Linked DNA regions of Homo sapiens: region 2 is linked to region 1. A link is a loop called in an ENCODE intact Hi-C map of the cell type or tissue named here. Cell type or tissue: CD4-positive, alpha-beta T cell. All regions are shown on one strand.

Region 1 (2,500 bases):
ATTGGGCTTGCCTCTCTTCTTGGGGAAGAGCCACTTCTTGGGGCCCTGCACACACGAGGACGCATGTGGAAAGGGTCTGTAAATCGACACCCGTTCTGCTAACCGAAGGTGATTACAGCACCGTCTTCTTGGGGATACTTTTTTTTTTTACGTCAGGCCTCACGCTCGCTGCACGGGGATCGCCGCCAGGGCTGGGCTGCTGGATCCCCGCCACACGGGGGAAGCACTGGCGGCACGATCCCGGATCGACCTCGCGAGGCGCCCGCACTGGCCGCGGGGCTGCGGGACTGGCGGCGGCGGCGGCGGCTGCGCGGGGCTGGGCGGGGCTTGGCTGCGGGGAAATGACGTCGCCGTCCCCGCGCGCGCCCTGGTAACGGCGGCTCCCGCGTCCTCCTCCATGTCCCCGCCTATCCCCGCCGCAGCCCGCCCCGTCTCCTCCTCCCTCCGCAGCCTCGCCGAGTCCTCGGTGCGGGCTGCGAGCGGGACCCGCGGAGCTGCGCTGTCCTCGACGCCTCCGCCAGGCGCGGGCCGAGGAGCCTCCAAGAGCTGGCCCGGCCCCCGGCCGCCGCCGCCCAACCCCGGGCATCTGCCCCGCGCCGTTGTCCCCGCGGCTTCGGGCCGGCGGGACCGCCCCGTCCCTTCCAGGGGTGACCCGGGGGTCGCGGGTGGGACGGCGCCTGCGGCCGAGTCTGGGGGGCGCCGGGTGTCGGGTCGGGAAGCGGCCGCCGCGACTCTTGCCTCCCGGGCGTCGTTGCTCCACGGGCCTGCCTCCACCCGCGGGGACAGGTGCCCCGGCTGGGGTCTGTTGGGAAGATGGCGACCCCGGGCATGAGCTGGCAGCAGCACTATTACGGCGGCTCGGCGGCCAAATTCGCGCCCTCGCCGGCCACCGCACAGCTGGCTGGGCACAGCATGGACTACAGCCAGGAGATGCACCTGAAAATGAGCAAGAAAATCGCCCAGCTCACCAAGGTAAGGGGGGCAGCGACGGGGCAGGTGGCGACCCCGTGCGGGCCGCGCCGGACTCACCTGTCTCCCCGGGAGGCAGTGCGCCCTGCGCCCGCAGCGAGGGGAACTCTACTCCTCCGCCGAAGCAACAGCCGGAGACACCTCCAAAACCCTGCAAACTTTGGTGGAACGCTGGCAACATGAATTTAAGCTAGACAGCACAGCGGCACGGTGCGCGTAAGGGACTTGCACCTCCTTGCCCTTTGGGGCTAAACCAGCACAGAACAAATTAGGATTTAGTTCCTTTATTTCACAATACTAAATCACTTTACTGTTGCTTCCATGCATCTGCCAGGGCTCCACGAGGCATCACACTACAGTACCATTTGAAGTACAGTACCGTATTTACCTAATATGACTCGGAATTAAACAGTATCTTACTGGTTACTCAGTTAAGGGAAGAATCAACTTTCAGAGGAATGTAGGAGGGTAAAACATACCTTGAGTGCCAATTTGGGGCATTTAATGAGTCATTCCTTATCCTGACAAAATGTCAAACAAGGCTTATTAGATGAATCTCACACTGTGCCTGCATCTAGTTCAATGTTTGTCTGTCGAAGGATAATTTTCAAAGAGCAGTTAGCTTTCACATTCGGCCACGTGTAGTTTAGGACTGTACCTAAATTAGTGAACTTTTTTTCTAATTTAATGTTGATAATGAGAAGGAATTGGTATCTGTGAAGCAAGAGCAATTCATATCTGTTATATTGCTCTGCTTAGAACTCACCAGCAATCTAGCAATACCTATCGGTAAGAAGTGATTTGTGGTGTCTGAAAGTTAAGAAAGATGATATACCTTAATGTGTTTAAGCTGTCTCCTAACAGCTTGTTAGGAGAGTTGGTATGCTGAAGAGAGATGGGCATCGTGGGGGTTACTGCTAGATAGCCTCTGAGTCTGACTCAACTGTAAAGTTCTCACATAATCCCATTGCTGGTTGGCACTTTTGAGAGAGTGAAGTAAGACATGAGATTCGGAAGAGAGGAAAGGAGGAAATAGGAGTGAAAAAAGGTTGAAAAGAGAATAAAAAGATTTTAGTGAAGAAATGTGATTGAGGATAGAAAAGATAACATAAAAGGACTACAAAATGAGAGCACAAATGGAAGAGCAAAAGAAAAGTTACAGGTACATAACAGTAAAACTCAACCAACGTCTTGTGAAGTTTTCTTTTTTGTCTTTTGTTTGATCTCAGCACTGTCTCAGAAATTGTTAGGTGTGCGGTGTTTTGTTTCCTTTTTTGTCAGAGTATTGCATTCAGAGAAAGGAAAATCTAAGAAGGAATGATAGTAGTGTATCATCAGAACATTTACACATTTGGAGTCTAAAAGCCAGGCTTCCTGCAGTAGTGTTTGATCTTCCGAATATTGATGTCCTGAATGAAGCACGTGAATATTTATTCTGATTTTCTCTTATGATGTGTCCATAACATCCACTGTTCTCATTTTAGATGTAACCCTCTAGAGCCCTACTGTAAGTAATAGGAAAACTCAGTAA
Region 2 (2,500 bases), 150 kb after region 1:
GATAATCAGTACCAACATAGTTCTTTGACTTACATTTGACTTCACTCATTTTTGAAGTACATGTACTGTGACTGTAACAGATAATTCAGATTTCATTAAGATTTGAATTCAGATATTATTTTGTGATTATAGTATGACCCAAAGCCAGTGTGATTTATAACCAATCGTTTTTGTTAAATTGTGTGTACATCTTGAGTATCAAATATATAATATGATCCTTTTTTTTTTCTTTAGTTACCTAGATTCAAGATGAATAGCGATCAAGTTACACTGGTTGGTCAAGTGTTTGAGTCATATGTTTCGGAATACCATAAGAATGATATTCTTCTAATCTTGAAGGAAAGGGATGAAGATGCTCATTACCCAGTTGTGGTTAATGCCATGACTCTGTTTGAGACCAACATGGAAATCGGGGAATATTTCAACATGTTCCCCAGTGAAGTGCTTACAATTTTTGATAGTGCACTGCGAAGGTCAGCCTTGACAATTCTCCAGTCCCTTTCTCAGCCTGAGGCTGTTTCCATGAAACAGAATCTTCATGCCAGGATATCAGGTAAATCACTTAAGGATTTTACTGCCATGCTATCTTCTAGAAAGATTTTGAGAAAATATACTAGATTTAGAACACTAAGAAATAATTGATATTTATACTTAAAATATATATCTGTTGTGTAGTTGATGGTCACTTCTTTTAGAGCAGAATAATAATTGTGTTCTGTGGGCATGAAGTATGAGTCTTGCCCACTGAGGGGAGGGAGAATGTGTGGAGACAGCAGTATACTTGTGTGTCTATATATTTCCACGTCTGTGTTTAAAAATGTAATTCAAAACAGCTTTATGAGCTTTTGTGGTTACTAACAATAAAGGAACTGGTAATACAAAGAATTAGAAAAGTGATAGATCTTGTCCAGGGATCTTCAGAACTATTTTAGGACATTAGTTATTTTTAAAGATCAGTATTAGCATTGTGCAGTCTACCTACCAGTTACTCGATACATTTTTGTTGAATGCATGACAGATAAAGCATCTTAATTGTTAAGAAACTGCAGTGGAGCAATCAGCAGCTTGGGGTGGCAAAGCTGTATCCTTGAATTCCTGCCTCTAGGAGTCCTTGCCCCTCACTTTCTGTTTTAAAAGTGATTTTTTAGTAGGATGGATAGAGTTGACTTAAGAATTTTAGGGAAAAGTGACACTATAGTGTAACAATTTTTATTTAGTTCATTGCATGGAAGTAATTTCTTGGAAGGCATAGTGTGGCGAAAGAGAAGAATTGGATTTAAAGGCTACACGCCTAACCTGGGAGACTTAGTAAGTTATTTTATCTCACTGAGCCTCAGTTTCTTCACTTGCAAACCACTTCTAGAGTCCCTGTCAACCCCCTAATTAAAACAAAATTTAACTATGCCATTATTGTATAAATTAATAAAGGCTGGTACAAATTAATTCTATTTACATGAAAGAAAGATTTGGTAAAATTAAAAGCAGGTCCAGAATATTGAGGGCAGTCTGTGATTAAGTTGGAGAACATACATACCCTTTTGTTTAAAAATAAATATTTAGCAGCCGGGCGCGGTGGCTCACGCCTGTAATCCCAGCACTTTGGGAGGCCAAGGCGGGCAGATCGCAAGGTCAGGAAATCGAGACCATCCTGGCTAACACGGTGAAACCCCGTCTCTACAAAAAATACAAAAAAAATTAGCCGGGCATGGTGGCGGGCGCCTGTAGTCCCAGCTACTCAGAAGGCTGAGGCAGGAGAATGGTGTGAACCCAGGAGGCGGAGCTTGCAGTGAGCCGAGATCGCGCCATTGCACTCCAGCCTGGGCAACAGAGCGAGACTCCGTCTCAAAAAATAAAATAAAATAAAATAAATAAATAAATAAATAAATATTTACCTTATAGTACATTTGAGAAGAGTGGTGATTTATAATCAATAAGAATGCTTCCTGAATTCCAAAAAGGTTTGGAGTCACTATAGTAGAACTTCTTGGAGGCAAGTTAAGATTCCCAAAAAGACCAAATACTTAATTTAAATGAAAAATATTGTCTGCAGTTACACTTGCTAGGATAAATTATGAAGAGTATTAATCATTATGCATCAGGGTACTAGATAATCTCTTGATGGGATCAAGAAAAAGGGTCCCCCCCATCAGCCTTTTTTAAAAATTAGAGATGGAGTCTCACTCTGTTACCCGGGCTGGTATTAAACTCCCAAGCTCAAGTGATCCTCCTCCTCTGGCCTCCCAAAGTGTTGGGATTATAGATGTGAGCCATCGTGTCTGGCCAATGTTTCCTATTAATAAGTTTGCAAAAGGATTATTAAGGGGGACTTTAGTTAATGTTGTCGAAATGCTATTTAGGAAATAGTTTTAGGCTGCCATTATTTTCAGATACCTTTCCATACTGAGTTTAAGTAATACAATCCTGTCTGCCTAAGTGACCCTATCAGTTTCAGGTGAATTTAGCTTATTTTTTCAATTCTCTGAAAAAGTAAGTTACAAAT

The links. A loop is a pair of places that touch in the nucleus more often than their neighbours do. Peaks named below come from ENCODE experiments on the same cell type or tissue, not always from the same donor. Only the 100,000 strongest peaks of a DNase experiment are listed, where the experiment ranks them.
Region 2: it touches region 1 in a loop (5-fold over the local background); 11 of 110 quality-filtered maps call a loop at or near these places.

Annotation. Positions count from the first base shown.
Region 1 is chr6:119,076,613-119,079,112 of GRCh38, reverse strand. It overlaps FAM184A (family with sequence similarity 184 member A), which reads left to right and starts at 449. Exons shown (of 18, transcript NM_024581.6): 1 at 449-972. The coding sequence starts at 814. RefSeq lists a silencer at 256-575. In CD4-positive, alpha-beta T cell, a CTCF peak has its summit at 971; DNase peaks (open chromatin) are centred at 282, 1,062 and 2,272; H3K4me3 peaks cover 2,500 bases; H3K27ac peaks cover 1,521 bases.
Region 2 is chr6:118,929,473-118,931,972 of GRCh38, reverse strand. MCM9 (minichromosome maintenance 9 homologous recombination repair factor) reads left to right here. Exons shown (of 14, transcript NM_017696.3): 3 at 235-553. The coding sequence starts at 250. Among named protein-coding and RNA genes, the nearest start is that of MCM9, 4.4 kb to the left of the region's middle. In CD4-positive, alpha-beta T cell, no CTCF peak of the experiment used is centred here; no DNase peak of the experiment used is centred here.